Regions from separate parts of the Homo sapiens genome. Here regions 2, 3, 4 and 5 are each linked to region 1. Evidence: chromatin loops called from intact Hi-C (ENCODE). Cell type or tissue: GM12878. All regions are shown on one strand.

The links. A loop is a pair of places that touch in the nucleus more often than their neighbours do. Peaks named below come from ENCODE experiments on the same cell type or tissue, not always from the same donor. Only the 100,000 strongest peaks of a DNase experiment are listed, where the experiment ranks them.
Region 2: it touches region 1 in a loop (7-fold over the local background); 9 of 110 quality-filtered maps call a loop at or near these places.
Region 3: it touches region 1 in a loop (4-fold over the local background); 37 of 110 quality-filtered maps call a loop at or near these places.
Region 4: a loop joins it to region 1, with 3 times the contacts of the local background. A loop is called at or near these places in 22 of 110 quality-filtered maps.
Region 5: it touches region 1 in a loop (5-fold over the local background); 9 of 110 quality-filtered maps call a loop at or near these places.

What each region holds. Positions count from the first base shown.
Region 1 is chr21:33,442,618-33,447,617 of GRCh38, reverse strand. It overlaps a transcript of TMEM50B not described here. Among named protein-coding and RNA genes, the nearest start is that of TMEM50B, 35 kb to the left of the region's middle. In GM12878, a CTCF peak has its summit at 2,170 (motif pointing right); a DNase peak (open chromatin) is centred at 2,224; H3K27ac peaks cover 456 bases.
Region 2 is chr21:32,991,920-32,996,919 of GRCh38, reverse strand. No RefSeq gene overlaps it. Among named protein-coding and RNA genes, the nearest start is that of OLIG2, 32 kb to the left of the region's middle. In GM12878, a CTCF peak has its summit at 2,404 (motif pointing left); no DNase peak of the experiment used is centred here.
Region 3 is chr21:32,833,081-32,838,080 of GRCh38, reverse strand. No RefSeq gene overlaps it. Among named protein-coding and RNA genes, the nearest start is that of EPCIP, 22 kb to the right of the region's middle. In GM12878, no CTCF peak of the experiment used is centred here; no DNase peak of the experiment used is centred here.
Region 4 is chr21:32,938,603-32,943,602 of GRCh38, reverse strand. No RefSeq gene overlaps it. Among named protein-coding and RNA genes, the nearest start is that of LINC01690, 18 kb to the left of the region's middle. In GM12878, a CTCF peak has its summit at 2,991 (motif pointing left); no DNase peak of the experiment used is centred here.
Region 5 is chr21:33,129,759-33,134,758 of GRCh38, reverse strand. No RefSeq gene overlaps it. Among named protein-coding and RNA genes, the nearest start is that of LINC01548, 38 kb to the left of the region's middle. In GM12878, a CTCF peak has its summit at 2,514 (motif pointing left); no DNase peak of the experiment used is centred here.

The DNA of each region.
Region 1 (5,000 bases):
AAAGATTGATGATATCAAACCATATAATTTGGCCCCTTGAGCAAGAGCCCCCAGAGGGTTTGACATGGGTGCATTGAACTCATGATCTCTACATTTTTCCCCAGTGGAAGGGTTTTCAGTCACAACATCAACTCAGGAGTCTTTGTTTTCATTGTTCTTTTTTATGGAGTCCTTTTTACAGTGTCTTACTCTTGCCCAGGCTGGAACGCCGTGGTGTGATTATAGCTCACTACTGCCTTGAACTCCTTGGCTCAAGCAGTCCTCCCCTCAGTCTACTATAGGTGTGCACCACCACACTCAGCTCTCCTTTTTAGATTTAGTTGCACCTTTCCCAAGTTGCTTTTAGAACACTGGTGGCCCTGAAGGTGTACCTGAGAAAAGGTGTGTGTGTCAAAGAAGCTTGGGAAACCCTGGGCTGAACTAGGTCTAAACATGTTTTTTCTTTCTTTATTTCTTGATTTTTTTTTTTTTTTTCAGATGGAGTTTTGCTCTTGTCACCCAGGCTGGAGTGTAGTGGTGCAATCTCAGCTCACTGCAACCTCTGTCTCCCAGGTTCAAATGGTTCTCGTGCCTCAGCCTCCCGAGTAGCTGGGGTTACAGGTGGGTACCATCCTACCCGGCTAATTTTTGTATTTTTAGTAGAGACATGGTTTCACCATATTGGCCAAGCTGGTCTCAAATTCCTGACCCCAGGTGATCCACCCGCCTCGGCCTCCCAAAGTGTTGGGATTACAGGCGTGAGCACTGCGCCCCGCCTTCTTGCTTAGTCTTTTTTAGAGAGGGGTCTTGCTATGTTGCCCAGGCTGGTCTTGAATTCCTGAGCTCAAGTGATCCTCCTGCCTCAGCCTCCTGAGTAGCTGGGACTAGAGGTGCAAATCACCACACTAGGCTCCAAAACACCTTTTTAAAATTCTGTAAAGTTCTTTTCTTTCTTAGAGGTTTTTTTTTTTTTTTTTTTTTTTGTGTGTGTGTGTGTGTGTGTATTGTATGTCTTTAGGAGGAGGGTGTCAATTATATGGTGTTTTCTATTACTGAGACTTGGAAATTTATCTCCTGGAACATGTTGAAAAATGTAATTTGGGGCCAGGCACAGCGGCTCTCGCCTGTACTCCCAGTACTTTGGGAGTCCGAGGCGGGCAGATTACTTGAGGTCAGGAGTTCGAGATCAGCCTGGCCAACATAGTGAAACCCATCTCTACTAAAAATACAAAAAATTAGCCAAGTATGGTGGTACATGCCTGTAATCCCAGCTACTTGGGATGCTGAGGCAGGAGAATTGCTTGAGCCCAGGAGGCAGAGGCTGCAGTGAGCTCAGATCAAGCCACTGTACTCCAGTGTGGGCAACAGAGCAAGACTGTCTCAAAAAAAAATAAAAAATAAAAAATAAAAAAAATAAAAGAAAAATGTAATTTGGGGAAAGTGCTGCTATGGTGGCTTTAGAATAGATAGAACACAGGGAATTAACAAAAGGAGAGGAAAATGTTTAGGTGTGGGCATGGCTGGCTTTGGGAAAAGCCTGTGGCCAGCCTGATTATGGGGAATAAAAATGGTGGCAGGAGGGCACAGTAGGAAGAATTCTTCCAATTGCGTTGTTACTAGACAGTTGTGGTTTGGGCGCTGGGATTCTCGGAGGCCTATGGATTTAAGTTTAGGTTGGTTTACTTCTCCCTTATTCCCTTATTCTGGCACTGCCATTTATTAGCTATTTGACTGCAAGACTGTTTCCCTGTCTGTAAGTATGTTTGAGAATTAATCTGAGGAAATGCTTAACAAAGTTCCTGGAAATAATAAGTGATTCACACAAGTAGGCTTTTTTTTTCCTTTTTTTTTTGAGACAGAGTCTCACTCTGTCATCCAGGCTGGAGTGCAGTGGCTCACTGCAGCCTCAGCCTCCTGGGTTCAAGCCATTCTCGTGCCTTGGCCTCCCAAGTAACTGGGATTGTAGGCACATGCCACCACGCCTGGCTAATTGTTTTTGTATTTTTAGTAGAGATGGGGTTTTGCCATGTTGGCCAGGCTGGTCTCGAACTTCTAACCTCAAGCGATCCGCCAGCCTTGGCCTCCCAAAGTGCAGGGAATTACAGGCGCCGTGCCCGGCATTTCTTATGATGACTTTTGAAGGGATGTTTCCTTTCTCATCTGATGACTTTTTAGCTTTTTGCCACAAGGTGGCATGCCATGCTAAGAAAAACAAGACTTCCAAGTTTAGAGCCTGCCAGAGCATTTTTTTGTAGCACTTTTATCACAGCTTAAGTAATTTTACTTAGGGTTTTGGATAGCAGTAAATGCCTCTTCAATTCTTTCAGCTGTGGCAGATAGGATATTTTAAATTTCTTTGAGTAAGTATGGCAGGACAGGCTGCCTAGACCCTCATGGATTATGCCAGTGTAGAGAGTGCTGGGTCTTTGATTTGGGGAGCATGTTGACCTCTTCCCCACCCCAGAGGTCTAGACATAAAACCAGAGAGCTCTCCAAAAAGGATGTAAATTGTGCTCTTTTCCAGCAGCAGTTTCTGGTTTTTTTTTTTTTTTTTTGAGACTGGGTCTCACTCTGTCACCCTCCACCTCCCAGGCTCAAGCGATCCTCCCACCTCAGCCTTCCAAGTAGCTCAGGTGCATGCCACTACATCCTGGCTAATTGTTAATGTTTTGTAGAGATGGGGTTTCACCATGTTACCCAGGCTGGTCTCGAACTCCTGGGCTCAAAGGATCTGCCTACCTCAGCCTCCTAAAGTGCTGGGATTACAGGTATGAACCACTGCACCCAGCCAGCAGTTTCTTTTGTTTCTTTTTCTTTCTTTTTTTTTTTTTTTTTGTAAAGAGATGGAGTCTCACTATTTTACCCAGGCTGGAGTACAGTGGCTTTCACAGGCATGAACATTGCACACTTCGACCTGGAACTCTTGAGCTCAAGTGACCCTCCAGCCTCAGCCTCCCGAGTAGCTGGGACTATAGTACAGGTCTGTGCTCCAACAGTTTCTACTCCTGGTGCCAAAAACATTATTCAGTGTGATCAGTGTACTTCCCTCCCACCATGGAAGTTGTGAGTTTAGAAATTAACCTTTTTTTTTTTTGAGACAGGGTCTGGCTCTGTCACCCAGGCTGGAGTGCAGTGGTGTGAGCTCGGCTCACTGCAACCTCTGCCTCCTAGGCTCAAGAGATCCTCTCTCCTCAGTCTCCTGAGTAGCTTGGACTACAGACGCACGCCACCATGCCTGGCTAATTGTATTTTTTGTAGAGACACGGTTTCACCATGTTGCCCAGATTGGTCTGGAGCTCCTGAGCTCAAGCGGTCTGCTCACCTCAACTTCCCAAAGTGCTAGGATTACAGGCGTGAGCCACTGCGCCCAGCCTGAGATTAACTTTTTATGTTGAAATTACATCAGACTTACCAGGAGAGTTATAAAAATAGCACAAAGAGGCCAGGCATGGTGCTCACGCCTATATCTCAGTGCTTTGGGAGGCCAAGGTGGGCGGATCACCGGAGGTCAGGAGTTCAAGACCAGCTTGGCCAACATGGTGAAATCCCATCTCTACTAAAAATACAAAAATTAGCCAGGCGTAGTGGCAGGTGCCTATAATCCCAGCTACTTGGGAGGCTGAGGCAGGAGAATCGCTTGAACCCAGGAGGCGGAAGTTGCAGTGAGCCAAGACCCCGCCATTGCACTCCAGCCTGGGCGACAGAGCGAAACTCTGTAAAAAAACAAACAAACAAACAAAAAAAAACCACAAAGAATTCCTGTATAACCTTTCAGATTCCCAGAAGTTAACATTTTACTACATTTGCTTTGGTCTGTTATTTTAAATGTTTGGCAGCATGCTGCAGATGTGACGCCTGTTTACTTACCCTTGAATCCTGTGTATATTTCCCCCCAAACATCACTGCGATACGATGCCAAAGTCAGAAAATTAACATTGATACAGTACTTTGTGCCTTATTCAAATTCTTCAGATTACCCCTGTAATGTACTTTATAGTAAAGAAAAATACTATTTTTCTGTGGCAGGATCCTGCCCATGGTCACACGTTGCATTTAGTCGTCATATCCCTGCAGTGTCTCTAATATTTGGAATGGTTCTTCAGTCTTTGTCTTCTGTGACTAGGCATTTGGAACTTGAGTGGCTTACGTATCAGGACTACTAGCAGTTGCTGTGTGCCTTTGTGTTCTGTTTAGGTCAACAGCACCTGTGGGGTTGTGCGGTGCACAGCCTACAGGAATGTACCCACAGCCCCGACTACTGGTGCTCCACTATTTTAGTAGTTAGCATGGGGCTGGCCACTTGAGAAGTGTCTGGATCTGGAGGACACTTGAAGGTACTCACAGTTGTATTAAGGGTCACAGGAAAATTTCAGAAAGTAAATAGTCAAGAAACACATTAGTTTGATTGATTAATTGAATTTTATGCCAGGCAAAATTTTGTACCTGCCCATCTCCAAGGACCTCAGGGTCCTCCTACCTGGACTTACCAGCTCTTTAAGGGTTTGACCCTCTCTTAGGCTTTTCAGATACAAAAATACTCTTATTACCCACAGAGAATAGATCAGATATTTTTATTCACCTGAATGTAGAAATGAAACGAGTTGAATTAATATTTACAGTTATTATACATTGTTACTCATACCACTATTTAATTTCAAGGAAAATCATTAATATCATATGTTGTGCTTTTTGTTTTGATTTGTTTTGTTTTTTTTTTTGAGACAGAGTCTCTCTCTGTTAGCCCAGGCTGGAGTGCAGTGGCACGATCTTGCTCACTGCAACCTCCGCCTCCCAGGTTCAAGCGATTCTCATGCCTTAACCTACTGAGTAGCTGGAACTACAGGCATGCACCATCATGCCTGGCTAATTTTTGTATTTTTAGTAGAGACGGGGTTTCTCCATGTTGGCCAGGCTGGTGTCGAACTCCTGACCTCAAGTGATCTGCCTGCCTCTGCCTCCCAAAGTGCTGGGATTACAGGCATGAGCCAGCGCGCCTGGCCACATATCATTTGATGTTTATG
Region 2 (5,000 bases), 450 kb after region 1:
GCAAAGCGTAACAGAGCAGCATTGCCGCCAGCATATCTCGCCTTCAGCCACAGGGCAGTTTTCTTCTATCTCAGAATAGAACGAATGTATGATTGGGTTTTACACCGAGACATTCCATTCCCAGCGACATGCAGGAGATGGAGGCCTTCCTCTTAACTCAACTGCAAGAGGCCTTCCTCTTTTACTAATCCTCCTCAGCACAGACCCTTTACGGGTGTCGGGCTGGGAGACGGTCAGGTCTTTCCCTTCCCACGAGGCCGTATCTCAGGCTGTCTCAATGGGGGGAAACCTTGGAGAATACCCAAGCTTTCTTGGGCAGAGGTCCCTGTGGCTTTCCGCAGTGCATTGTGCCCCTGGTTAATCGAGAATGGAGAATGGCGATGACTTTTACCAAGCATACTGCCTGTAAACATATTGTTAACAAGGCACATCCTGCACGGCCCTAGATCCCTTAAACCTTGATTCCATACAGCACATGTTTCTGTGAGCACAGGGTTGGGGCTAAAGTTACAGATTAACAGCAAAACAATTTTCTTGGCACAGATCAAGATGGAATTTCTTATGTCTTCCTTTTCTGCATAGACACAGTAACAGTCTGATTTCTCTTTCTTTTCCCTACAAATAAGACACACCACTTTGAAGAGTCCAAGGATGTTGACGTTAAGTGTTGTATGCCAGGAAACAGGGAGGAAGGCCAAATATATATTTTGTAATATCACGTATGTAAACAAATAATATATAAAATTTACATTTATTTATTCCCATCAATTACCAACATATTTAACACTACATCTAATGTAAGGCTTATTGGCTGAATACTGGATACTGGATACTTTGCAAAGGGAAGCAATCATTAGTCACATTGCTCAGTCCTTTCACACTCTGTGGACCTTCAGCAGCTCAGCAGCTGCCTGAAGTTCTCCATTGCTACAAGGTCAGACATTGTTTATCTCACATTTTAGAGGCCACTTCTGCAGGTAACCCAAGCTTAGGTCTACAAAGTAAAGAATTCTCCCTCTTCTCTCCAAGAAAAAACACACAGTGGTAGTTACAGCCTGGGATTATGTCCTGGGATCAGTCATGACGATTCACTCAATTAAACAGCAAATATTTACAGAAGGCCTATTACGTGCCAGGCACTATTCTGGGTCCTGGGGATACAATGGTAACACAATTGACAAATTCTTGCCTTCATAGATCTTATATTCTAGCAAGTGACAGAGTAACACATCTAGTTCAGTTTAGGGACAAATATACTGGAACACTTGAATGGGAAGAAGGGCTGAAGGGGATGGGTTACAATGTATGTCTGCATCTATTGAAACCCTCTCCAGGTAGCACAGCCCTCTCAGGAAAGAAGCAAAAGGTATTCCTTCCTGGTGGATGCCAAGCTCTAAGACTTCCCTTATTATTTGTTTGTTCATTAAGCTTTGAATTACAGTAATATTCAGACAGTCAAAAGTAGAGAGTATAATACAAAGAACAATCAAGTACTCATCAATCAGCTTTGATATATATCAATACAGGATAATCTTGTTCTTCTATATCTGCCTCTGTTCCCACTGTTCCTGGATAATTTGTAGTGAGCCCAGACATTAAGTACTGTTATTTATAAACGTTTCAGTATGCATCTCTAATAGATAATCATTATTTTTAAAAAATCACAATATTTTTATTATACTTAAAAATATTAATCCCTTAATATTATTAAATATTGTCATGTTTATATTTTCCTGGTTGCTTTATATTTTAAAAAATTGATTGTTTGAACCAGAACTGAAATAAGATTCCTACTTTGCATTTGCTTGAAATGACTTATAAATCTCTTTTCTTTATACATTTCCTCTTCTTTCTTTCTTTTTAACCCCTCCATTTTTGTTGTTGAAAAAACGGAGCCATTTGACTTAGAATTTTCCACAGTCCGGAATTCATTGCGTCCCACAGTGTCATTTAACATGCTCTTCTGTCCTTTGTATTTCTATGATTTCTTACATCAGTGTCTTTCTCCAGACCTTTCTTTTTATATTTCTAGTTATTTTCTAAACTGTGCCATCCCTCTTTTCAAGCATTTTTTTTCTCCAGTCACCTTATTTCTGAGCTTTTTTTCTAATTCTGAGGTATGTTATTCTTTCATAGCTTCTATCATTTTCTTAATTTTCTTTAACTTGTTTCATAATATTTGAAATGTTTTGTGGGCATTCCTTTTGGACACGCTTTCATCGTTTTGTAGGAATTTTTTCTGCTCTTTCTTTTCATTTTTTCCTTCTTAACTTTTTATAAGTTTTTACCACAATGCTTTTCTGTTGTTTATTTTCTAAATGAAATGAATTTTCCTATACTTTTAGGAGTGAAGGGTATGCTGGGGCAACCTTTCCAGTTCAAAGGCTCTAGAGCTCCCTCTCCTGTTCCTTTCGCAAGGAAATAAAACAAAAATCTCCAAAGGTTTTGAGAGCTGCCTCTTCTGCTCTGCCCACCCCCATCCCATTTATCTGGATCTTTTTTCCTTGCCTGTATTGATCTGCCCAGATACTCATCAGTGCAAGGCTTTGTATTGGAAGAGACTCTGTTCACTTTGAGGGCATATGGAGCTCAAATCACCCCGACACCATCAGACCTTATTGTATCACAGTCCTCTTGCACTTAGCCATGCATTGGGTTTTCAGATAGCTCTCCTGGTTTTGGTTGCTGTACTCAGATGGTCTTGCTGTGCCCTCTGGTGAATACCTGCAGGTGATTGTGTGATTCTCAAGCTCTCAGTATCTTCAGAACCACAGTTTTTATCACGTGTCTTCTTCCGGCACTAATGCTGCCACCACACAGTTCTTGAACTGTAAATGCTTTGCCCAGACCTGTTAGTATTTGGTGTCTGGGAGGATTACCTCACTACCAGCTCTGTTGTGGATACTGTCCATGGCTCTTTTCGCTTTGCTATTCTAGTTGCTCTTTCTATTTTACAGGGAGATTTGGGAAGATTCTAAGACTACCTAGCCATTTCTTTTCCCCTTTTTAATTCTTCTTGGTACTCAGTGCTACAGTTTGAGTGTTTGCCTCCCTCCTTAAATTCATGTTGAAACCTAATCCCCACTGCCATAGTATTAGGCGATGGGGCCTTTAAGAGGTGGTTTATGTCATGAGGGCTCCACCTTCATGGATGGGATTAGTGTTCTTATAAAAGGGTTTGAGGGAGTCTGTTAGTTCCTTTTTGCCCTTCTACTGTCTGAGGACACAGGAAAAGGTGCCCTCTGTGGAGCAGAGATGGAGGCTTCACCAGACACAAAATCTGCTGGCACCTTGATCTTAAACTTTCCAGCCTCCAGAACTGTGAGACATAAATTTCTATTATTTATAAATTACCTAGTCTAAGATATTTTGTTAGAGCAGCCCGAATGGACTAAGACACCCAGTGATCAGTGCAGATTGGTTAGAAGTTTAACTCAATGAAATATTCCAACTTGGGAACAGGTTTTTCTCACAGGACCTGGGAGCCATGACCCTTCCTTCATTTGGTGCCCTTGAGAAGGTAGCTAAGGCAAGAAAAAGTAGACAGAAGGACTGCCAAGGGTCAGCTGTTGGGTGGGGCATGGCTCTTAGAACCTGCCTCAAGGCCAAGTTGTTGAGTCCTGCCTCTGACACCTCCCTTCTCCTTTGCTGGTCAGGCTCTCAAAAGGAGACAAATAATCACACAGGAAGAGAAAAGAAAACAGCGCTAAAAACAAAAGTTCCCTCTCTCACCTTATACAAAAATCAACTCAAGATGGATCTAAGACCTGAAACTAAAAATTCTGGAAGATAACATTGGAAAAACTCTTCTAGACATTGGCTTAGGCAAGGATTTCATGACCAAGAACCCCAAAGAAAATGCAATAAAACAAAAATAAATAGCTGGGATTTAATTAAACTACAGAGCTTTTGCACAGCAAAACAGTCAGCAGAGTAAACAGACAACCCACAGAGTGGGAGAAAATCTTCATAATCTATACGTCTGACAAAGGACTAATATCCAGAATCTACAACCAACTCAAACATGTTAGCAAGAAACAAACAAACAAATAATCCCATCAAAAAGTGGGCTAAAGACATGAATAGACAATTCTTAGAAGATATACAAATGGCCAACAAACATATGAAAAAATGCTCAACATCAGTAAGGATCAGGGAAATGCAAATCAAAACCACAAGGCAACACTACCTTACTCCTGCAAGAATGGCCATAATCAAAAAAACAAAAAATAATAGATGTTGGCGTGGATGCGGTGAAAAGGGAACACTTCTACACTGCTGGTGGGAATGTAAACTAGTACAACCACTATGGAAAACAGTGTGGAGTTTTCTTAAAGAACTAAAAGTAGATCTACCATTTGACCCAGTAAGCCCACTACTGGATATCTACCCAGAGAAAAAGAAGTCATTATACAAAAAAAGATACTTGCACACGCATGTTTATGGCTGCACAATTCACAATTGCAAAATCATGGAACCAACCCAAATGCCCACCAATCAATGACTGGATAAAGAAACTGTGACATATATGATGGAAAACTAGTTAGGCATAAAAAGAAATGAATTAATGGCCTTCGCAGCGACCTGGATGCGATTGGAGACTCTTATTCTAAGTAAAATAACTCAGGAATGGAAAAACCAAACATCATATGTTCTCACTCATAAGTGGGAACTAAGCTGTGAGGATGCAAAGGCATAAGAATGACACAATGGACTTTGGGGACTCAAGGGGAAAGGGTGGGAAGGGGGTGAGGGATAAAATATCACAAATTGGGTACAGTGTACACTGCTCGGGTGACAGGTGCACCAAAATCTCACAAATCACCGCTAAAGAACTTACTCATGTAACCAAACACCACCTGTTCCCCAATAACCTATGGAAATAGAAAAATTAATTTAAAAAATTCTAGGAAACTGCCTGGGAATTCCCCAGCGTAAAACACCCCCAGATTTGCATTTGACTCCAGCTTTGTATTATTGGTGGGGGAGCCACACAGCTT
Region 3 (5,000 bases), 610 kb after region 1:
AAACATAATTTCTCTGATAGTAAGGATGATATATGTGGGCATTCAGTACTAGGGGTTTGGGGTTTATGGGTGAATGAAGTTTTATATCACTTACCATGCTCTATGCTCCTTAAACTAGCTAGTGCTTGAAAATGGTATTACCATACATATCTTCAAATATGTATATTTGACAGTGGAGAATAAAAAAGAATAAATCACATAGCTTTAAAAATGATGTCAAATACAGCTTCAGCCTTTAAAACACATTTTAGAGGAAAAAAATTAACTATTATATAGAGTTAATCAAAATAAAACAACTTCTTAGGTTTGATAGCAGATCAAAAGTAAGCTTAAAAGTAATATACAGTGTTTAACATTTATGTGTAAGTTTAGTGGTCTGAGAAATAACTTTCCAATTGTACGGCCACTCTGTATTAGACATGATATTAAGGTAATGATGGAATATGTTCTTTCTTTATGGATACAAGGGATCTATTACCATAAAGAATGAATTAAATCTGTTACTATATCAAGAAAAACAGTGCATAAAATACTAATGCTACAAGAAAATGTGTCTCAGCCGGGTTAACAGATGGGTGAAGTGTGAAGGCAGATAAACTCTGCTTCTTTTGGCTTAGTCTTTATATCTCCCTACAACTATAACTAATCCTCTTTATTTGAACAATTTCAAAGACTCTAATTTTACACACATGGCATGCATACAAGAGACACACTTTTAGTTCCTGCCAGCAGGTAATTAGAAGCAACAAAAAGGTATGTCTTGATGAAGAATTGCCTCACTGCCCAAGCCACCACTTCAGCTGATCCAACAGAAATTCATCCTGTTACAGACCACTGCTCAGAGGCAGAGAAGGTCTGGTTTGCAGAGGAAAAAAAAATCATCCAGCCAATCAGACTTGAAATTGATCAATTCATCCCATTATATTTATGTACAGAAAAAGCCTATTAATTTTTGTATAACTAACTTTATAACCAGGTACTTAGTCATATTATTTCTAACAGCTTTTCAATTGATTTATATGGATTTTAGAGATATATAATGATGTAATCTGCAAATAATTTTCCCCATATTTACAGCTTTTTTTCCTCTTATCTAATTGCACTGGCCAGTACTCCTAGAACAGTATTAAAAAAATAGTTTCCATGGTGACCAATATTGTCTTTAATAACGGAAAAAATGGTTTTAGCATTTTGCCATTTAGCATCATGATGGTTTTTCAACTAATACGTGCATATGTGTTTACATGTTAATTTATTGTGTCCAGAATCTATTCCTAATTGAAACTTTTAAAATGAAGAAATGATTGTCAAATTTTGACAAAAAAAGCTCTTTGGGTCACAAAACTATAATTATGGGTTTTTTCTTCCATTACCTATTAATATAGTAAATTATGATAATAAACATAATAGCAAGCCATCCTTGCATTCCTATGATTTTTGCATTTCAACAAACTTCTAAATTCTATGTGCTAGTATTTTCTTTAAGAATTGTACTTAAGGACATACAGTATAAAGAGATAATCAGGGCCAGGTGCAGTGGCTCATGGCTGTAATCCCAGCACTTTGGGAGGCTGAGGTGGGCAGATTACCTGAGCTCAGGAGTTCGAGACCAGCCTGGGCAACGCTGTGAAACCCCATCTCTACTATAATACAAAAAATTAGCTGGGCATGGTGGCATGCGCCTGTAGTCCCAGCTACTTGGGAGGCTGAGGCAGTAGAGTTGCTTAAACCCAGGAGGCAGAGGTTGCAGTGAGCTGAGATTGCACCACCACACTCCAGCCTGGGAGACAGCAAGACTATGTCTCAAAAAAAAAAAAAAAAAAGAAATAATCAGAATTATCCCTCTCCATACTGGCATTTCTATATTCTTTGGCTCTGTAGGAAAGTTGGTGCTGCTAATACACCTCTAGGATTTATTTGCTGTAAGCAAGTAATAATAATAATAGTAGCTCACACTTCCTACAGCATGTATTCTGTAACAGATGATGATCTGAGAGCTTGTTACATAATGCTTTCAATCCTGTGAGGCAAGTACTATCATCATTATCATCACCATTATCTCCACTTTTCAGACAAGGAAACTGAGCTTGTTCAAGGTCACTTAGGTAGTAAGTCACAAAGTCCAAGCAATCTGGCATGACAGTTTGTGTTCTGATTCCCTAAGTCACTCGTTCATTCCACCTGCAGCATGTATTTACTCACTGCCTATTTGGAAGACACTTCACAATATTTTCCTTTTAAAAAGCAAATGAATACTTTGATGAACATCTAGGTCTATGCAGTAGTTCTAAAATGTTTGTATCTATTTATTCCAGGCACTATTCCCATACAGCTCTCTCCCCAACCTTTCAAAATTTCTGTCCTAACTGCTGTGATCCAATATGTCAGGCTGAGAGAATATTAAGCTGAGCCCAAGATACTAGCCTAGTCTGATGACATTCTGGCAGAGTCTATGTGGATGCTCCTGGAAAGGCAAGGCCTTAGTAACAAAGGAGAACCAAATATCCATGTCAGCTGGATGACGAGGCTGTTGCAAATGATGCTACCCGACATGACATGTCTCGTCTGGAAAAGAGAGAAAACTAGCTAGATGTGCAGCAAGGCATGAGTGCTTGGCCAGTAGAAGGTACAAGAAAATAACCGAGTGCCAACTACAGGCAGAGCGTGAGAGCGGAGCAGCGTCTGGGAGGTGCTTTTCACACCATATGTCTTTTCCTTTGCCCCACAGCCCCTGTGGCATTTTTGAGGTGTCAGCTCTTGATTTCTTCTATTACCTGGTTTACATTAGCCTCCTGAAGCCCCTTTGTGTGGGTTGTAGTGTCCTCTGTGAGGGTGATAAATAGAAGGCACCGTGGCCAATATTTGGGGGAAGGAGCCTTGTGAATGGGCCTGATGGGCTGAGGTTGGGGGCTGGGGAGGATGGAAAGAATGTTTCCTCTGTAATCCGGCATTTAATCACTGGCGCTGAGGACAATGGAGGCTCCTCCACCCTCCCAAGGCCTGATTTCATTTGGCAAGCCCAGCCCTCTTTTGTCAGCCTCACAAGGAGGTCCCACCCCTCCATGCTCCACACAAGGTTCGCTTCCCAAGTGTCATTGAGATGAAACAGCCAGAACATGGGCTGGGGACTGCTGCGCTCAGCCTCTCTCTGTCACCAGCACTGGTCCTTCCCTCATAGGCCTTTGTGACTCTGTGAATCTATAATTCCAGGAAATTTTATATTTAGTGTTCTCAAAGCGAGTGCAACCCGGTGCAATGCGTTTCTATATATATAACTTTTCCTAAGAAAATTATGATTCCATTCAAGAGCCAAAGAGTGCCAGATGGTTCCCAGCAATATGAAATGATAAGCACAGTGGTACTAAAATGAAAGGAAACCTCTCAATGACTTTCATTTCTTCCCTTCCCTTCCAGTCCTTAAGTATGATGGCTATCTAATTTTATGTAATAATTACAGCAAATATGTGATTTTTTTGTACTTTTTTTCAGCCTAGTATTTTTTAATATTGCTATGTTGCTTTCAAAATAATTATGTTAATGCTAGATACTTACACTCACGTTCCTGGGTTAACATTTACCCTGTTGCCAGACACAGATATAAAGGGATGTCATACTGCACGATCAGCCCCTGGAATCAGAAAACCTCAGCTTTGTTCTGCTTTTATTCCAACAGTGTGATCTGTGTATCTTAACCACTCTGAACATGTCTCTTCATCCATGAAGCAAGGGTCACAACCGCACCTACTTCCCAGGGACACGGTAAAATCAAAGGAAATGATACATGTGACAGCTGCTTGTGAACTGCAGAGCCAGACAAGTGGTAGTTATTAGTAGCTTGTTTCCCAGTTTTCCATGCTAAAAATAAAGATTAAAGTGAACATTTTCAAACACAGAGCATTCAACTCCCTTTAGATGCTTTGTCTAGGATAGATTCCAGAACCTAGGACTATTTGATCAAAAATAAAGAAATAAACATTTTTATGGTTCTTAGATCAGAATTGCTACCTGCTTTTCAAAGGGTTGAACCAACTTACATTGTAACTGGCTACATATGGATGTAGCACTTTGCCAAGACCTCACCAGCATAGCAAAATTTCGTTTTAAAACAGGTTGGCTAATTATATAAGTTGCCACCATTTGCGTTGTTTAACCACTGGTGAAGTCTGAACATTTTTCATATTTCCTTATGAAAAACAAGTGGGCATCAATATGTTTTAAGACCATTTTTAAAATAACACTAATTTCCCAAGGTAGGGAGAAAAAGACCATATCATGTAGAGAAACCAACTTGAGCTTTAAAATGACACTTAAGTACAAAAATGTTTGCAGTACTCTATAGCCAATGAGCTCTCCAAAACCAAGAAACCAAGTTCCCACTTTTGTCCTGAGATATATCTGGCCACAATGATTTATCCATATCTGGGGCCCAATCCTGCCTCTTTGGTCCTTTTCTGTAGTGTGGATATTAGCTTGTGAAGGCAAGCAACAGAGTTGGGGACTGACAGTTTCCTGGGGAAAAACGGAGGCTTAGGGGGCTAGACTTCAACTAATGGACTAGTCGACAAATATTTATTGGGTGTTATTAAGCACTTACTAAAGCATGGCTTCTACTCTCAAAGAAATAGTAAGATGAAAGGGTTAACAACAGGAAACCATCGTAGAACACAGAACATACTTGAAAACCTGGTGATGATGCCCCCTAGCACCCTGGCAGTCAGGAAATGGAGAAAACATGTCGCCTGGAGTGAGCTGGAAAATCTTCAGAGAACAGGTAAAAATTGCTCTGCCGGCCGGGCGCAGTGGCTCACGCCTGTAATCCCAGCACTTTGGGAGGCCGAGGCGGGCGGATCACGAAGTCAGGAGATCGAGACCATCCTGCCTAACACAGTGAAACCCCGTCTCTACTAAAAATACAAAAAAATTAGCCGGGCGTGCTGGCGGGCGCCTGTAGTCCCAGCTACTGGGAAAGCTGAGGCAGGAGAATGGTGTGAACCCGGGAG
Region 4 (5,000 bases), 500 kb after region 1:
CAAGAAAGAAAACATCAGGACCAGGTGCTGTGGCTCACACTTGTAATCCCAGCACTTTGGGAGGCCAAGGCAGGTGGATCACTTGAGCCCAGGAGTTTGAGACCAGCCTGGGCAACATAGTGAAACCCCGTTTCTACAAAAAATACAAAAATTAGCCGGGCATGGTGGCATGCTCTGTAGTCCCAGCTACTAGGGAGGCTGAGGTGGGAGAATCACTTGAGCCTAGAAGGTCAAGGCTGCAGTGAGCCATGATCACACCACTGCACTCCAGCCTGAGCAACAGAGCAAGACCCTATCTTAAAAGAAAAGAAAAGAAAAGAAAAGAAAAGAAAAGAAAAGAAAACACTGGGCAGGATTCTGCCCCCAAAGTCAGGAATCCTGGAATGTTGAAAAGCCATATGATGTCCTAGTGTCCAAAGCCATCCAAGAGGACAGGATCAGAGCGAGTGGGCTTTGGGAAATGCCCCACTTTCCAGGGAACACTAGGAAGCTCTAATCACCTGACACTTGGAAATGCTCACTTCGTCCTTTTTAAAGTAAGTTGTTTATTTTCACTGGTAGCTAGTGATACTGAATATTCTATCAAGCTTTTCGAGTACTATGGACTCCAGAAATGCTAAGGAAGGAATACTTACTGGAGAAGTTTGCTCTACGGTGTTCTCAGAACACTGAAATGCCTCGCCCTATTAAGTCCTGTGAGTTCTCAGTTTCTGTGAGGTGCTTCGCTCTTAAAAATATGCCATGTCTTTAATTCTCTGTGGCTATTTTTTTCTGTATTGTTTTTGTTTTTTTGAGACAAAGTCTCACTCTGTCATCCAGGCTGAAGTGCAGTGGTGTGATCTTGGCTCTCTGCAGCCTCCACTTCCGAGGTTCAAGTGCTTCTCATCTCTCAGTCACCCAAGTAGCTGAGACTACAGGCGTGTGCCACCATGCCTGGCTAATTTTTGCATTTTTAGTAGAGCCAGGGTTTCAGCATGTTGGCCAGACTGCTCTCGAATGCCTGGCCTCAACTGATCCACACACCTCAGCCTCCCTAGTAGCTGGGACTACAGAGCATGCCACCATGCCCAGCTAATTTTTGTATTTTTTATAGAAACGGGGTTTCACTATGTTGCCCAGGCTGGTCTCAAACTCCTGGGGTCAAGTGATCCACCTGCCTTGGCCTCCCAAAGTGCTGGGATTATAAGTGTGAGCCACAGCACCTGGTCCTAATGTTTTCTTTCTTGGAAGACCTAGATACAAAAAGGTGCTGAGGGTTTTTCTGGAAAAACCCTGGGATTACAGGTGTGAGCCACCTGGGATTACAGGTGTGCGCCACTATGCCTGGCCTATCTTTTCTAAACACAAAGCAAGGCTTCACAGATGCTTATTTTTGGTTATTACTTTTCTGTGTCTGTTTGCAAATTCTTTGACATATTTTCTCATGGATGTGCGCTACATCTTTCCAAAAGCATGCAGTCCTTTCCCCACTGCACGCCGTTCTGTGAAAACACACTACCGTGTGTGTGCGAGATGGAGGGAAGTCATTTCAGAAAGGCATTCAACTCCAAACTTTGAATCACATTATTTAAATGTACCAAACAAAGAACAAATGCATTTCTCAATTATAGAACCCATCTGTGAGGTGCTTTCAAAACACGCAGTTGTGCAGCCAGACATTTGATCAAATTCTTAAATCATCTTGAAACAGTAGTTGCCCCCCTGCCCCTCTCCACGTTTGCTTGTGCAATATGATAGCATTGTATGTTTCACTTTTTAAGTTAAATATGTTTTCCATTTACTCCAACCAGCAACAAAGTGATTCCAAACCACTGAGGGTGGCAATAAGCAGTGATAACCGCCTCTCGGAAAGAATTGTCACCAATCAACTTGAACCTTCCAGTGCCCAGGCTGGAATCAGTTTTCTCTGGCTGAAAACAACTACCCCTTCCTCCGGGGAGGTGTAGGCTGGATGCATCATTAGCACCATGTGGAGGAAGTCCTGTTCTCAAAACTCCATAGCTGTAATGTCAAGAAACCAGGAGAGACTTTAGAAGCCATTTGTTATGGGTTGAATTGTGTTCCTGCAAAAGACGTTGAAGTCCCAACCCTCAGTACCTGTGAATGTGACCTTATTTGGAAACAGGGTCTTAAGATGAGGTCATCAGGGTTGGCACAAATCCAATATGGCTGCTGTCCTTATGAAAAGGGGAAATTTGAACAGACAGACACATACACAGGGAGAATGCCACGTGAAGATAAAGGTAGAGATTGGGATGTTGCATCTATAAGTGAAGAAATGGCAAAGATTGCCAGCAAACCACCAGAAGTTGGGAGACAGGAATGAAAGAGATTCTACCACAGCGACTTCAGATGGAACCAATTGCGCAGACACCTTGATCTTGGATTTCCAGCCTCTAGAACCAAGACAATATATTTTTGTTGCTGAAGCCACCCAGTTTGCAGTGCTTCATTGCAACAGCCCTAGGAAATTACCATGCAGTCCACCTAAGTCTACAGATGAGCATCTGAGTCCCATTAATTAGGTAGTTACGGCAAAACTGAGACTTCTTAGAGCCTGATTTGGGGTCCAACAAACTTTCCATTATTGTGTCGCTAAACTCACTACCAAAGGCAATAATCATAGGCCTTGCCTTGAGAGATCACTTAGCATCCCTCTCCAGGGCTTGTTTTCAAATCAAAATCTCCCTCTCAAGCACCAAGGGGCTGAGAATACAAAGACACCCAAGATTCAGCCCTTTCGGCGAGCCGGTCTCCCCGTGGCGAAGGTTTATTTAGCTCCAGTGTCAGGAAGTTTTGCCGAGGCTCTTTGAGTAGAAGAATGGCAGAGGAACCAAAGTTGGTTAATGAGGGGCTGAGATGAAAGAGAGACAGTTGAATCTGTCTTCTTTCTTCTCACCCTCGGGACCAGGGCGGTGTAAAGACAAATACAAGAATACCTTGATAGTCGCCAGTCGCCTCCTCCTCTCTTGAGCGCCCTCTGGTGTTCTCAAGTAAGACAGCAGTAGCTCATTAAGGTTGCAAAGGTGCCTGAGCAAAGGCGCAATTCCTTTATTTAGAAAGCTGGAGGAATTCTTTCGGGTAACTCATTTTCAGAGTTTAATATCCTTCAACTTTCCAAGGACAACAGAGGTAGCAATTCTGAGCTCAAATTTTGGTTTGCTTCCTCACTGTTTTCGGCATTCTTTCTGACCTCAAATTTCACTACCGCGTGTCTTTTACGATGACTTTTTCCTGTTCCACTGACCTTGCCCATACCTCACATACACCGGTTCTGAGAAAAAGGAAAAAGACTCTGACCCCACTTCCCTGGGCACACAGGCAGAGTCGGGCTAGTCTCTAAAGCAGAGTTTCTCAACCTTGGCACCACTGACATTTGGGACCTGACCACTCTCTGTTGTGGGGGCTGTCCCGTGCTTTGCAGAATGCTTAATAGCGTCCCTGGCATCCACCCAACAGAGGCCAGCAGCACCCCCCTCACCTTGTCACAGCTAAAGATATTTCAGATATGGTCAAACGTACCCTTATGTTCCCTAGGAGGTAAAATCACGCCATCGATTGACCTAATGTGCTCTCTCTCAGTATACATACTTTTTTTTTTTTTTCTTGGAGACGAAGTCTCACTCTGTCACCCAGGCTGGAGTGCAGTGGTGTGATCTCAGCTCACTGCAACTTCTGCCTCCCAGCTTCAAGCAATTCTTCTGCCTCAGCCTCCTGAGTAGCTGGGATTACAGGCAGGTGCCACCAAGCCCAGCTAATTTTTTTGTATTTTTAGTAGAGACGGGGTTTCACCATGTTGGTCAGGCTGATCTCGAACTCCTGACCTCGTGATCCACCCACCTCAGCCTCACAAAGTGCTGGGATTACAGGCATGAGCCACTGCGCCTGGCCAGTATACATACTTTAAAAGCACTTTCCCCTCAATGAAAATGAAACTACCACTCAAAGTTCTTTTTGATTTTTGGATGTCATTTACAATTGTGTGTGTGTGTGTGTGTGCATGTGAGAGACAGGGTCTTACTCTATCGCCCAGGCTAAAGTGCAGTGGCACAATCTTGGCTCACTGCAACCTCTGCCTCCTGGGCTCAAGTCTCAGCCTCCCAAGTAGCTGGGACCACAGGTGCATGCCACCACACCCAACTAACTTTTGTAGTTTTAGTACAGAAGGTGTTTCACCATGTTGCCCAGGCTGGTCTCAAACTCCTGAGCTTAAGCAATCCACCCGCCTTGGTCTCCCAAAGTGCTGGGATTACAGGCGTGAGCCACCATGCCCGGCCATCAGAAGTACTTTTATGAGCTAGCCTCTGAAGTCAATACCATTATTCCTTAAATATCCTATTGGTTACACAAGTCAGCTCTGTGTATATGGGAGGGGACTATACAGGATGTGAATGCAAGGAAGTGAGAATTACTAGGGGCCATCTTGGAGGCTGGCTATCACACTGCTGAGATAAGGAGGGTACAAGTGTTTGCCACTAGGGAGTGTAGACAACAAAGTGGCAGTGGTAGGAGTGGATGCAGGTGACTACCAAAGGCTGTGCTGTGGAGTGGATGCTCCTTGCCCAGCTGGGAAGAGCCTTCCTCCATTTTGAATTGCCATTTGCGACCAAGTCCTGTTTATCTCTCTCCAGAATCCAGGAGCATAGCTGTCACTTTGTGTCTTTGACAGAAGCAACTAAACATTGCAGAGGAGACACAGGGTGTCTATCTTCTATCTGGTTACCAGAAAGTCATCCATAAAAATAAGCTATTCCCTGCTCATCAAATCTCCCAGGTGTATGCGCACAAGAAAATGTCCCACAGGACTCCTTCTCATGCACATTTGCTTGTAAGATTTATGCCAGATTTCTCACCAACCAAACCTGCCCCGTCTGCCCCCAGAGGAACAGAAAGCAAAGGATGTTTCCGTTCATTTCTTCTTGTTTCCTTCTTGAATGTTTATGAGATCAGGCCAAAGTCCCCCATGTATCCCAACTCCTAGAAATTATCCCAAATCAACA
Region 5 (5,000 bases), 310 kb after region 1:
GGGGCTGCCAGAAAAATGACGTTTTGAGTGGTGTCTCATCTAGACTGCAGGTGCTCACTTACACCTTGCTGGCTGTGTGGTTTGGGGCAAGTTACTAATCCTTTCTGTGTCCCCTCTGTCTCTGTATCTGTCAAATAAATATAATGATTGTACCTAGGTAGTATGTTATGAAGATCAAGTGAGCTTATATTTGTAAACTTCTTGCAGCAGTACCTGGCATATCTCAGGCAGCAGTCGCTGTGATAACAGTGACGGCTAGCCCTTCCAGCAGCATAGTCTGCAGATACCAGTTGTGCTACATACACCTAACAGGGAAACAAGAAGATCTGGCATTGAGTCCTGGCTCACCACTTGATGTTCAGCAAAAGCCTTTAGCTGCCTTGAGCCTCATCCTCCTGCCAGGAGAATGGAGCTAATGACACCTCCCTTACAAAGTTATTGTTAAGATTCAACCAGACCTGCATCCTGTGAGCTGTGGCGCACTCTCTGTGGGTGGCATTGGAGCAGGTGGGCAAGAGGGAAGCATGGCTTTGACTTGGGCTTTGCCTTTGACTGGGGAGCTGACTGCAGCCTCCATCTGGGTATGGCCTCTGGACCACATGCTGTTCTCTCGCCTTTCCCACCCCTCTCCCCCGCGACAATATGCTAACTGGTGTCCTTCTCTACAGGATCCCGCTTCCTGCCAGGTGACAGCAAGATAATCCAGCCACACACTCCTTGCTAATGGGGATTAGGGTGCTAATGGATTCTCCCTCTAGGTTAACATATGCACTTTTACAGAGGGGCCTTCTGGAGATGATGCTGATGCCAGAGAAATGACTCTAATGGGCCAAGTTTGGACGCAGTGGGAGGGACCCTTGCAATGGGCCGCCACGTGCTGTCAGTCAACCCCATTCGCCTCTACATAAAAAGCCTGCCAAACTCTTCCGATGAAGCCACCCCTTCACTCCATTCTCTGTCATATCAATGAAGAAAGTTTTCCTTGGAGGAGAAACAATATATCTCTTAGTCCATTAATCAGTTAATCTGTTATTTACTGACCACTTTGTAAAACCATAATGATAATCATCATTTATTAAGCACCTACTACACACCAAACTTTGTAGTGTTTTATGTATTTCACTTCATCTGGTTTTCACAACCATCACCTCCCCACCTTACAGATGAGCAGACAAGCTTTTTGATTTTTTAAAAATTATGACAAAATACATGTAACATAACATTTACCATCTTTCTTTATTTTTTATTTTTTTAATTTGAGACCAAGTCTCACTCTGTCACCCAGGCTGGAGTGGAGTGGCACAATCTCAGCTCACTGCAACCTCTGACTCCCTAGTTCAAGTGATTCTCCTGCCTCAGGGTCCCGAGTAGCTGGGATTACAGGTGCACACCACCATGCCCAGCTAATTTTTGTATTTTTAGTAGGGACGGGGTTTCACCATGTTGACCAGGATGGTCTCGATCTCCTGACCTTGTGATCCGCCAGCCTTGGCCTCCCAAAGTGCTGGGATTACAGGCGTAAGCCACCACGCCCAGCCAAAATTTACCATCTTAACCATTTTTTAAGTGTATAGTTCAGTGGCATTAAGAACATTCACAGCCAGGCGCAGTGGCTCATGCCTGTAATCCCAGCACTTTGGGAGGCTGAGGCGGGTGGATCACCTGAGGTCAGGATCTCGAGACCAGCCTGACCCACAGGGCGAAACCCCATCTCTACTGAAACAAAAATTAGCTGGGCGTGGTGGCACTTGCCTGTAATCCCAACTACTCGGGATGCTGAGGCAGGAGAATTGCTTGAACCAGGGAGGTGGAGGTTGCAGTGAGCCGAGATTGTGCCTCTGCACTCCAGCCTGGGCGACAGAGCGAGATTTGGTTTCAAAAAAAAACAAACAAATAAACAAAACGTTCACATTGCTGTGCAACCATCACCACCATCCAGCCATACAAAACTCCTCTGGTCTTGTAAAACTGAAACTGTGTACCCATTAAACAGTAACTCCCCACTGCCTGCTCCCTTCAAACCCTGGCAATCACCATTCTACTTTCTGTCTAGGAATTCGACTCATCTAGATACCTGATGTAAGTGGAATCATATAGTATTTGTCCTTTCGTGTCTGGCTTATTTCACTAAGCATAATGCCCACAAGGTTCATCCATGTTGTTGTATGTGTTGGAATTTTCTTCCTTTAAACGTATATCTATGCTACCTTTTTTTTTTTTTTTTTTTTTTTTGAGATGGAGTCTTACTCTATTGCCTAGGCTGGAGTGCAGTGGTACTGTCTCAGCTCACTGCAACTTCCACCTCCAAGGTTAAAACGATTCTTGTACCTCAGCCTCCCAAGTAGCTGGGGCTACAGGTGTAAGCCACCCCACCTGGCTAATTTTTGTATTTTTAGTAGAGACAGTGTTTCACCATGTTGACCAGGTGGTCTCAAACTCCTGACCTCAGGTGATCAGCACCTGGCCTACATTTTGTTTTGATGGACACTTGGGTTACTGCCACCTTTTGGCTATTGTGAATAGTGCTGCTCTGAACATGGGTGTGCAAATATCTCTTCAAATCCTTGCTTTCTATTCTTTTGGGTATTTACCCAGAAGTGGAATTGTTGAATTATATGGTATTTCCATTTTCAATTATTTGAGAAACGGCCATACTGCTTTCCCTAGCGGCTGTACCATTTTACATTCTCACCTATGGTGCCCAGCGGTTCCAGTTTCTCCCTATCCTCACCAACACTTGTCATTTTCTGGTTGTTTTGTTTTGTTTCTTATTGTAGCCCTTTTAATGAGTATGGAGGAGACGAGCTTCTGATTGGATGCTAAGGGGCTGTAGTCAAGCTTCTGATTGGATGCTAAGGGGCTGTAAAGTAGTCAAGCTTCTGATTGGATGCTAAGGGGCTGTAAAGTAGTCGTGTCCTCGCGCCCTTGTGAAATAGTTACAGAGCCTGCTACACTATTCCTTTGATACAGAGAACAGTAAGTCACAGCATATAAGCAAGGGTTAGATGGAGCATCCAGAGGACGATGGCAGGGAACAAAAGAGAAGTCCTGAGAAGGATCGTGGGACCAGACCAGGCTTTGTGGAAAGCATGGGGCTGAACTGTGCCCCAAGGGTGCAGAGAAGGTGGGGAGTGTGTTCCAGGAGAGGGGGCCACCGGAACAATGGTGTGCAGATGGAAACTGGTCCAGCTACTAAACTGAGAGGGACAAAAAGAACAATAGCGTTGACAGGGATACGTGGCAAGACAAGCCTATTTCACCTGGACTTTCCTGCTGAACTCCAGACCTTATGAAAGCTCTGATAACAGCTGGGACATCTGGTCGTGCAATCCGTGGTGAGGAAGGAGAATCCAGGCATTCTTTTAGCCCAGTAGTGAATTCGAGCGATGCCAGAGGGGAGTCATCTTGGCAGTGTGATACTCCCAGGGAGTAGGAGTAGGAGGATGTGGCGTGGCGGGGGCTGTGAGAGTGCCTGTGCAGGCTGCGAGGGGTGCCAGGGTGGCACTGTATACACACTGAAGGACAGGTCCAATAACCAATACGGGGTGTCTGTAGATTCTGAATGCATAGAAAACAACATTATGATTATTACTTTACAGACTGGAGATGGCTTTAATAATATTATATATATTTAACTGTTTCTGGACCTTATGAACATCATGTATGTTAAGGTCGATGAGGGAACCAGGTTTCTCATCAATGAAGAAGGGAGTTACACATGTGGAAGGGAAAAATCCTAGAATAAGCCCTTTGGTGTTGGACTGGAATTGGAAGTGTCAGTGTCAACTCGTATATAAATGTAGCCTAGTTCCGTTCACTGGGAGGGCCTGGGAACAGTGCCACCCGGGAGCAGACAATACATCAGTGCTCAGATCTTGGTTCCTAAAGTCCCCACTTAAAGGAACCCAAACTCCTTGGAGAAATGGTCAATTCCAAGGCTGGATGAGGAGTCAGGGAAAGTACAAGATGAAGCTAGAACGTCTTGTGCCAGGAAGTAAAGAAGGGCTCAAAGAATTATAGGCACATGTCCGGAGAACCCAGAAGCCAGAGTGAAGGAGCTCCTACCGGCCAGAACTGGGATAATTGAGGCATAAAAATGAATAACGATAGGAGCAGAGTATCACCTGATAAGTAAAATAAGTACGCTTGAGTTCCTACCGATATAAACAAACAGATGAATGTATAAGTGGAAAAAGCAGAATTCTAACTAATATGGCGGGGCACAGTGGCTCACAACTGAATCCCAACACTTTGGGAGGCTGAGGTGGGAGGGTTGCTTGAGCCTAGGAGTTTGAGACCAGGCTGGGCAACATAGTGAGACCCTATCTCTACACAAAAATTACTAATTCCAACTAATAAATATTAGGAAAGTGATGGAATTAGAAAATCATTTATTGGCAACCATCATAATCATCCAACGAAGAAACACTGGTGGATATTAAAAACAGTGAGTGAAGTCTGATGAGGAATGGGATATTTGCAAAGGCTCACGTACCTCCCCACAAGATCCTTGTATGTTACAAAGGGGGAAAAAAGTAACTTTACAGCGGAGGCACATGGACAACATCACCTTCATTATTTCGTTTACATGTAAGTCACCAGGACTGGGGTAAATTAAAATTGTGTGCCACTTGGCCAGATACAAGATGAACCCAGCATCACTTCTATGATGATGTTTCTGCCAAAGACATCCCTGACCCTCATAATAAGGCATCACCTGAAAAACCTACACTAAGGAACATCTACGGAATAATTGGCCTATTATTGTCAAAAGTGTCAAGGTCATGAGAGATAGAAACTGTTCTAGATTGAAGGAGACTAAAGAGATGGGACAACTCTGTGTGATGAGCAATCCTGGATTGGGTCCCTTGCCTATAAAAGTTTAGTGAGATTGAAACAACTAGAGAAGTGTGGATGGCATTTGAGAATGAGATGATAGTATGTACCGATGTTAATTTCTTCATTTTGGTGGTTGTATTTAGATCATGAAAGTGGGTGAC